Regions from separate parts of the Mus musculus genome. Here region 1 is linked to region 2. Evidence: chromatin contacts called from ENCODE Hi-C data. All regions are on one chromosome and are shown on one strand. Each heading gives the region's core, a stretch centred on a gene start or an enhancer-like site at or near the end of the contact. The rest is flanking DNA. Distances are from core to core; before and after follow the strand shown. Region 1 has its middle 150 kb from the start of Psd3. Region 2 holds the start of 1700128E19Rik (a long non-coding RNA gene).

What was found. A loop is a pair of places that touch in the nucleus more often than their neighbours do.
Region 1: a map of T-helper 2 cell shows a loop between it and region 2 (149-fold over the local background). The contact joins the enhancer-like site here to the promoter of 1700128E19Rik in region 2. A Hi-C loop is called at or near these places in 5 of 37 maps with a recorded cell type or tissue (T-helper 1 cell, T-helper 17 cell, T-helper 2 cell and 1 more).

Annotation. Positions count from the first base shown.
Region 1 is chr8:68,118,965-68,123,905 of GRCm38, reverse strand. It overlaps a transcript of Psd3 not described here. Among named protein-coding and RNA genes, the nearest start is that of Psd3, 150 kb to the right of the region's middle. Within about 2 kb of position 2,490, at least 1 of the 3 ENCODE cell types and tissues checked has a DNase peak (open chromatin) inside an H3K27ac peak, as active enhancers do.
Region 2 is chr8:11,714,871-11,720,318 of GRCm38, reverse strand. 1700128E19Rik (a long non-coding RNA gene) reads right to left here and starts at 4,005. Exons shown (of 2, transcript XR_003947511.1): 1 at 3,531-4,005; 2 at 1-25. It also overlaps the pseudogene Gm45420.

The sequences.
Region 1 (4,941 bases), core at 1,241-3,740, about 56 Mb before region 2:
CTACGTGAGGTCTTCCAGTTAGAAAGGGATGCAACGATCTGGGCCTGGATGGAGGGATCAGTTTATGTCTTCACTAACTACATGGCTTGAAGCAAATCACTCCATATTCCCATACATTCTCTGTATCACCAGTGGCCATTCTGCCCACTTCAGAAAGTTACCATGAGTTGAAATGAGGGAACAGTGTACTTCGATACTCACATCCTCCCTCTCCATCATAGTTAAGATTCTAGAACCTTATTAATTTTCTAGAATTGTAGAAAAGAAACCATCACCATTAGAAGAGACATAGTGCCATTTAAGTTCTATGGCACTTCTATCTACATTGTGTAAATCCTGAAATGGTGGCAGGAAAATAGGAAGCTGGCTTAGAAACCTTTCAAAGCAATGAAACCACAGCACTTCATAGAAACCACAAAGAGTTATTTAGTTTACAAGTATAAATAATATTATTTATTATAGATGAGAGGTGGAAGCAGGAATATTGAGAGTCTAAGGTCATCCTAGTACAAGCTTAGACCATTTGAGATCTTGTCTTAAAAAAATAACCCTAGTGTATACATAGAGGGGTGTGTGTGTGTGTGTGTGTGTGTGTGTGTGTGTGTGTATGCACCTGTGTCTGTGTCTATGTATTACAACACATCACAACACAAAGACTATATATATAATATATATATTATATATAGTTTTTATATAATATATAATATATATACTGTATACATATATATGTATAGTCATATATATATGCATCATACATGTATTATTTTTGTACTTACAAATTATTCTTATATAGATTACCATATCTGATCTGTAAAAGAGTTCTGTCAAGTGGGAAGGATAGACATTTATTTTGCTGTTTTATAAATAAGTTCAATGAGGTTCAAAGTGAATCACACTTAATAGATGTTTACTCTGAAACTCAAACTTATGTCTCCTAACCCCAAATTCACTGCTGACTCTCACCAGTAATTCCTCTAGTTTTAGAGTCTTTCCTGTCTTTTCAGACAGAAAGCATAAAAATATGTAAATGGCTACCTAATATAGGCAAAAACAATACACATGTGCTCATTTGTGTATTAGGATGTATATATCGACATATATTATATTTTAATTATTTTGCTACATGAACAAATTTCTTCAAAGCTTCAAATGTATAGGTACATTCCAAGAGGAGCAGCTAATAGTTACTGAGAATTGGTTGTGCACCTCGTACTATTTATTTAATCCCTACATCAATAGCAAACTTGTAAACTAGGAATGATTAGCTAGTCTTAGAGACAATTAAAAGTTTTCTTTAAGTGGAAGGAAGAGTTGGAGAAACGTTTGCCACCAAAGTTTTATCTTTTCAATCAAAATGCTATTTATATACAATAATAACCATGATTTCTCTGTTTCTTACCCCCTACTTCTTACCCAGGACCAACACTCCTTTAGTAGACGCCCCCCACTCCGATATTTAATGAATTCTTGTGAAGGTTTCCTACATAGGCTTTCCAAGCCAGCCCTCCCTTCAGCTCCTGACCATCATCTCTTTCTCTGCATTTCCCATATTCCAGCTCATACAACTTAGAATAGACATATTTGTCACTGCTACAATAAGTTCACAAATTAAAAGGGCCACTGATAGCGCTATCTGGGTTCCCCCAAAAGCCTCTTTAGGATCCAAATGCACAGGGCTGGGGGTGGGGAATACACAGACTCTAATGGCCTCTCAGAAGTCCCTCCTCTCAGTCATTTCAGCAACGTTTGAATTTGGGGGGGCAATACATCAAACTATAATATTTAATACTTTGGCCTGGGCCACGAGACCTACCAGCATGGGTCCCCTGAAGCTACTGTAGCCCTTAAAGCAAAGCTTCATGAAGAGTCCCAATTGTTCAAAACTGTCTCACTTATACAGGCAAAGGAGACTGAAAGTCCATCTCAATGTTTGCTGAAAGTTTCATTTATAAACCACATACCGTCTTTCAGATCATACTCCAAATCACAGGAATAGTCAAAATAACTTAGGATTAATCAATAGAAGGAACAGTTAAAGGTAAATAAGTGATTCCATTTGGACATAGGTGTGGAAGTCTGTCTTGATTCACTCACACACACACACACACACACACACACACACACACACACACATCTGTCACTTGTATGCTGTTCTCCACCAATGTTTGCTTTTGTGACTCTGAGCAGAGTCCAGTTCTCCAGCAAACACAATTCTCTGGCCCTCAGCCCATTGAAGAGTCCCCCTGGGTGCTAAAGGTGTGTTGTTTCCTTCCACAGACTGATGGTAAAGCCATGGGGCTGAGTCATGTCTGCCTGCAGCTGCTGAGACACTGAGGTCTGAAACCCTGGCGAGGACTGGCTCTGCTCCCTTGGAGGAAATGGCCGAGCAGCCTCAGCCACAGCAGATGAAAACTTCCTTCCTTTTCATCCAGCTGCAGCCCCCACCAACCCAAGCTACCCAAACTCTCCCCGCCCCTTCTCCAGCAACCGCAGTCGCAACAGCAGCCCCAGGGGGCCTGGAGGAGGGACACATTTTCCCAAGTCCCAGAGCAAGCTTCTTCTCTGCTCCCTGGAACTTCAGATGTACGCAGGGCTTAGCTCCATCGCCTTCGAGTCTCCTGCCCGGGGAAGGCCCTGGAACACTGAGACCAGCTGCTTTCGATTGCTACTCACTGAAGGAAAAGAAGGAAGAAACAGAGAAATCTCAGAATCTGCATGTAAAGAGGAGTGGGGTTTGTGGATCCCCACATAGTAGGCGTTGCCTGGTCCCTGCTTCTAGGAAACTTGGCCTACCACAACAACTGCCATGTAGGCTTGCTAGCCCAGCTCCTACACTGAATGATAGAAACAGCAGTCCTTCCATAGGCTGGAAGCACCGGCCAGTCATTTCTGCCCACGGGGACCTGTGGGATATGGACCCAGAAGCCAGGAATGCCATCGAATTCTCAGTTCCACAAAGCACCCTGTCCTATGCAGCTGACAGGGGCAAAAGGGCACTCCAGAGGAGAGGGACTGTAAACCAAGAGGTACTCCCAAAGAACTGTGAAGAAGACATAGGTACCACAGTGCTGGCAACAAGGGCACAGCTCTTCAGATATTGCCCCACCATTCAGATCAGCCAGAGTTGCCTGGCCCCACCTGCTGCTGTGCCTCTCAAGGTAAGAACCTGGGATTCTCTAGATTTTGGAGACAGGGCACAGAATGGAAATTCTGACTCTGTGCCACTCTTGTAGGTCACCTGTACCTCAGGAACGGAGGTGCCTATCCGCTACAGTACTCTTTTGGCTCTTCCCAGCCATTGATAGCATCCTGTGCTAAAGCAGACAATGGATATCAGTTTCTCAAGATTTTTGCCTAGGAAGGTTGAGTAAGGGAGGGCATACTTTATAAGACAGGAGCAGAAGGAACTACAAGGAGGTTCACAGACAGGGGATGGTGGTGGGGAGAGGAGCCAGCCATTATACTAGCTGTTTTCTCACGTCTGCTAATTCTCATAGCCATTCTCAGAAATTGGGGTTGGAATTTCTAGTTTCAGATATGAGAATTAAGGTGTGGCTAAGCTGAAATCCTCTCCCTCCTTTCAAAAAAAAAAAAGACTAAAAGCAACCCCTGTTTTTAAGGTCTTGCTGAGGAAAATGGGGAGGGGGCTTCCGTGGGGAGTGGTGTTTTTCAGAACTGAAGCACAGCCTTGGAACACTGATCCCCTTAAACATATGACGTTTAGAGCCCACATTCACCTGCCTTCGGTCCCTGGCACCAGGTGGATGATCAGTCCTGGACACGAGTCTGTGTCTCCATCAGGAAGTGAGAGGTGGCCCCATGCGGTATCCAGGGTACCTTTGGGCCCTTGTAGGCTCTCCTCTTGATCATACCCATGCTGTGATGTATAAGTTCCTGCATCTCTGGACCACCCTTCCCATTATGCTATCTCATGATGTCCATCCTCTTCAGTGAGTTCAAGTGCATCACTTGAAAGATGGGTGAACAGAATTTAAAAGGTTTTTGTTTTGTTTTTTTTCCGTTTCCCAGTGGTGTGGTTGTCTTGTTATACTGTACATTTGGAAAGTGTGGATTGGGTAAAACTGAGTCTCTATGTGAGGATTAGTGGCATGAGCTAGAAGAAAGGTGTGCTGTCTGTAGAGGGCGGACATGAAAGGAACTGTCAGGGAAGCCATAGGAGAGTTCCATGAAATTCACAGTAGCCTTCTGAGAGCTGGGAGGTGGCCAGCTCCATCTGGATCCTGTGCCTGTCTCCTGACTGCTTTTGCACACGACCTGCCTTATCGTTGCTCTTTCAGTCAGAGAGCCTACAAAGTCACAATTAAGGATGAGTCCAAGTTCTCTGTGGGCAGAAGCAACTGGAGCATACTTCCTTAAGAAATAGCTCACATTCCATTTAAGTTTTTATATCTCTCTTCCTGCAGGGATTTAGCAGACAGGACATTTGTGCATCCGAGCCCAATCTCTGGATATAGGGTCACACAGCAGTTATCTATGGACTTTGATTCTGTTCACCGCTGATTTTCTTCCCTCTGGTCTTTGGAACATAGGCCCAAGCTTAGGATCTGTGGCCAGTTCTCTGGGGAAAAGTGCTTTGGAAGTTGGCCCAAAAATGTGGGCCAGCAGTAGAAGTCTTATTTTCGATTCCTTAGTGAATGGACCCCCACCCCCACCCAGATATTTGACCTACCTAAACTAAATGTATGGAATTCCTAGGGGGAATGGATATCTCAAGTCTAAGTCCTAACTGTAAGAAAACCATCAGAATAGAGCCTCAGTTTCCCCTATCTTGAAAGCAACAGTATCCCTTGTTTTGTAGTTGTTATACACAGACATTTCTGTTCTCAAGTACCTGTCTTCATTTTTTAAAATCTTGTGGCACTAAGCATTGAACCAAAGGTCTTTCCCATGCTGGACAAGTACCATATCACTGACTTACAG
Region 2 (5,448 bases), core at 2,756-5,255:
ATTGTTGGTGTGGAACTATCTCCTCCTACAGAAGACAAAAAAAGAAAAAGAAAACAAGAAAGCAGCAGGTAAATACAGGCTATCTGTGGGGGAAAGCCATGAAGTTACAATCGACTTCGTTAGTAATCACCAATGATAACAACTTAAACCAAAAATGTCATCATTAATATAAAAATAAATGTAAGATATGAAAACATTATCAAAAACATAACACAAACAAGTTGAAATTAATTTTGTTTTTGTGTATGAGTGTTTTGTCGGTGTGTGTTTGTGTCCTGGTGCCCTCAGAGGCCAGGATAGGGCATTGAGATCCCCCGATACTGGAGTTACAGACAGTTGTGAGCTGCCCTGTTGATGCTGGGAACTGAACCTGGGTCTTTTGCAAGAGCAGCCAATGTTCTCTAGTGCTGAGCCAGAGCTCCAACCCCACAAGTTAAAATAAAATGTCCCCCAGGACCAGCAAGATGACTGGTAATTCAGTAGGTAAAGGTGCTTGGTGACAAGTCTGATGGTCTAAGTTCAACCTCCTGGGACCACAAAGACGAAGGAGAAAAGTGACTCCTGAAAGATGCTTCTGTGGCACATGTGCACACATGCACACGTGCAGAGAGAGAGACAGAGACAGAGAGAGACAGAGACAGGCAGAGACAGGGAGAACACAGAGGGAAAGGGACTGAGAATAAACTTTAAGAAGTAATAAAAAGATGACCCAATTGAGACCTAGTGTCATTATTTGTCCCAGACTGGCTCATGTAATCATTATTCCAGTTGGTACAGTGTAAGAGATACGTTGAGTAGAAGGGGTAGAAACAGCAATAGCATGTCCAAGGGAGACCACGGCAGGTCAGGACCCGACACAAAGCTGTGATTTCTAGTGGAGAAGGACTCAGGGCAAACCCAGATCAGTGAGACTGGATGGAGGTCTAGGAACCACATCCATGACTGATCTCTGCCTTACCACAGAGCCACATCCCAGGTCAGCAATGGAGGGACGTCCCCCTTGCTCAGCACATGCTGATCAACAGTGACATTCTATATGCAATCAAACCCCACTTCATTCTTTACACAAACCCCAAAATTCCTGATGGGTTTGGGGCACACTGGAGATGGGCAAGTCTGAAACTCAGGAAGTAAAATCCAACCGGCTCCAAAATCAAAATGCATGCTATAGTGTTATTGAATTAAAGCAATTTTCATTCTCATAATGGTATAACTGTCACACAAATATTCTCAGGAAAGAGTATTAGAAACACACCCCTGGAATGTATCACAGAGCAATGGGTGCTCCTATGCGCTCTGAGAACCATCTCCAGGGGTCAGGCATTAGGTGATTTTGTAATCTAGGTGGAAGGCACATGTTCATTGTACAATTCTTTTAACTTTTCTCTACCTTTAAAAGTATTTTGCCTTGTGCCTTTAATTCCAGAACCCAGATAGGTGGATCTCTATGAATTCGAGGCTAGCCTGATCTACAGAGCAAGTTCCAGGACAGCCAGGGCTACCAGAGATTCATTCTCTCTCTCTCTCTCTCTCTCTCTCTCTCTCTCTCTCTCTCTCTCTCTCTCACACACACACACACACACACACACACACACACACACACAAAAGAAACAAGGGAGGGAGGGAAGGAGAGAGGAAGGAAGGGAGGGAGGAGGAAGAGAAAGGGAAAGGATGGGCCAGACAGCTGGGTGTGACTCTGGGCAAGTTGCTCACTACGGAGCAGAGGACACGGCTCACTATCAGATCTGCCACGCCAAAACCTATCAAGGCTGCAACTCTCTTTGCAGACGTTCCTGACCCCAGGCTGCTCCCAGCCCAGCTGCGATGACTGTGCTTTCCTGTCCCTTAGGGGTGATCCCAACAGTGCTCATGCTTACCTGGACTGTTTAGTCATGACCATACAGGCTTGGAGGCTACAAAGGGCCTGCTTTGTTTGCCCATCAGAAGAACATTCGGAGACCTTATGCTCCAGAGTCCAAGCCTACTGTGGTCCTTGGAGCTGTTCATTGATACAGTTCTTTTAACTTTTCTCTGCCTTTAAAAGTTTTTTGCCAGGAGGTAGTGCCTGACTTCAGACTTCAGAAACCCTCTGGGTTTGGGGTCTCCTGTGAGATCAGCAGAGGCACAGGGAGAGGCTTCTATATTGTCTCCTCTCCATCCTTCCTAGCATTCTGATCAGCCTCCATGCAGAGTGTGCATGCACACACACACATATACAAACACACACACACACAGAGAGGAGGTACTTCCCCTAAGATGGGCCTTGCCCCAGAGAATGGGCCTGTTACCTTGACTGGCATTGTGAGTGACAACCTGCTCCCTCCCAGATAGATGTTCTGGTTACTGGGGCAGTGTCAGCCACCTCTGCCACCCTGACCTAGGTTATATCATGGGAAAGCAAGGGAAATTGTGACCTCTAAGTGGCCAAGCCTGATAACAGTCTTTGAATCCTCAGTTTGAAAGACCCTATGGATTGTTTAGTGGCTTTTGAGAGAATCCTAACTTTTAAAAACTAACACTTGGACCCCAGAGTGAAATCCTGGGAAAACAGCTTTGAGGCAGAAGGCTGGTGATGGGGCTGATTGGGAACTACGTCCGGGTGACTCAGAGACCTCAGCAAAGGGGCAGATCCTTGCCTTAAGCATGTTTAAGGCTGCTGGACCAGACACAGCAGAAAGACTACGCTAGGGAATGGGGGAGAATTTAGAGGCACGTGACAAGGATGGTTTGGAGAGAAGGGACGTGACAGAGCCTGGAGAGGAACTAGGGAGCATCTCGCTTCCTGGAATTCTATCTTAGTGCCAGCTCTAAAAGCCCCAGGCCCCAGACAGGCAGGTCACACCTTCCAGATAGGAAGTGACTCCCTATCTATGCTGGGGCTCTCCTTCCTGCTCCTAGAGTTTGGTGCCGGAGGAAAGTGACTCTGGCAGGGTTTCAACAAGAAAGCAGAAGTCTAGTAGCTCCAATGCTTACCTGAACTGCTAGATAAAGCCTTACTTGAGAAGACACAGTGATTTCTGGGTAGAGCACAACATCTATATTAAAAAAAAAATCTAACTTCCTTGGGGCTGGGAAAATGGTTTAGTCTGAAAAGTACTTGCCCGGCAAGCTTAAGGACCAGAGTTCAACCAGGCAGAAAAGGCTAAGCATGGTGGCACACACAAGTAATCCCAGCACTAGGAAGGCAGAGGCAGGCAGGTCCCTGGGGCTCACTGGCCTATCAGCCTGGCCTAAACCATGAGAGACCTTGCCTAAAAACCAAGATGGATGGTGAACTGAGGAATAACATCCAAGGTTGACTTCTGACTTTCATATGTGCATCCATAGACATGCATGTGGATGCTCTCTCTCTCTCTCTCTCTCTCTCTCCCTCTCTCTCGCTGGCTTGCTTGCTTGCTTGCTTGATGGCTCACTCGTGTGTACACACGTGCTCAAACACACATACACACACACAAAAAGACACACATACACACCCTCACATACTCACACAGAGACAGACACATACACCCCCCTCCCCAACACACACATACCAGAGTCCATTTTGGTTCAGGCGCACAGCAAGAAGACAACGATCATTCACGCCAGTATCCACCTAGAAGCAGGAACTCACACAGTCTGAACTTCAGGCGGTTTAGTCATGGCTTGATCTCCTCCAAACTCCACAAACTGAGCTTCCACAGACAATGAGGGAGGTGAGGTGCAGACCTCAGAGTGGGCAGGTCATGAGTGTTCCCCTTGTGGATGGATTGAGACTCTTCAAAAAGAGGTTTTGTGCCAGTGTGCCTACTCTTCCTGCTGGGACAGGGTGCTCTACCCTGTGAGGACATATTACTCCAAGACCATCTTGAGCAAGACTTGGTCCTCTCTGGACAAATGGCCTTGCTGAAGCTGTGACCTCAGCTTCCCAGCCTCCAGCACAGCATGATGGGTAATCACTGTCTGTTCTTTATTGATTACCCATCTGTTCTATTTTGTCATAGTGACACAAACAGACCGAGGCAAAGTCGATGCTTAATTTTAGAACAGATGGCAGACTGACTGCCTAGCATCCACAAAGCCCTTGGTCCCATCTCTGTCACTGTGTAGACCACACATGGTGGCACATGCCAGTAATCCCAGCACTCAAGAGGTACAGACAGAAGGATCCGAAGTTGAACTCATCCTCAGATACGAAGCAAGTCAACTTTGCTCCTCAAAGATCAGCAAACACTGGGTAACTCTGGAGAGTTTTAGTTACATAAAAAAGCCCTCTAATATCTATGTATAAAACTATGTTGAGAACATTTAACTTCTTCATAAAACATGTATGATTTCTTAGAGTAGTTCTTGCTGATAAACATAACCCTTGATCAAGTGTTCACCTCCTTGGCTGTCGAGACAATAGAGAGAGGCCTGAGGAGAACCAAAGTCAGGCACAGGACAGACACCACAAGGGGCAGGGGAGGGCTCTATTTATCTACCCTGAGCTTCTGGAGCCTGGCTGGGTCTCTCTTACCTCTCTGAGGTCTCACTGGGAGGAGCTGGAGCGAGCTCTGTCCCAACTAAAGACGGTTCCCTAATGTGCTGACTATAGACCCTGCAAAGATTTCCACAGACATCTACTACATAAAATGGGAGCTGATATATCTAAAATAAATACACTTGAAAAAACAGAAACAAAAAGCCCTTCAAACAGGGGTCTGGAGAGATGGCTCAGTAGCGCTGCTCTTGCAAAGGACCCAACTTTGACTCTCAGCATCCAAGATGGAGAGCTTACAACAATCTGTAACACCAGTTCCAGGGGATCCAAAACCCTTTTCTGTGCTCCACAGACACCACCCCCTGCCACATATACATAAATAAAAATAAATCTCTAAGAGCTACAGAGATGGCTCAGTGGTTAAGAACACTGATTGCTCTTCCAGGGGTCCTGAGTTCGATTCCCAGCAACTACATGGTGGCTCACAACCATCTGATGCCGCCCTCTTCTCGTGTGTCTGAAGACAGCTACAGTGTGCTTACATATAATAGTGAATAAATCTTTTTTTAAAAAATCTCGCTCTTTCCTTTTGTGGCCATCGGTGGATCACAGCCGCCAAAATGAAGTTCAATCCCTTCGTGACTTCTGACCGAAGCAAAGAACTGCAAGCGGCATGTCAATGCGCCCTCTCACATTCGGAGGAAGATCACGTCTTCCCCTCTTTCCAGAGCTGAGACAGAAGTATAACTTTCGGTCTATGCCCATTCGGAAGGATGATGAAGTTCAGTTTGTTCAAGGACACTACAAAGGCCAGCAGATTGGCAAGGTGGTCCAGGTGTACAGGAAGAAATATGTCATCTACATCGAACGCGTCCAGCGAGAGAAGGCTAATAGCACAACCGTCCACGTGGGCATCCACCCCAGCAAGGTCGTTATCACCAGGCTAAAGCTGGACAAGGACTGCAAGAAGATCCTGGAGAGGAAAGCCG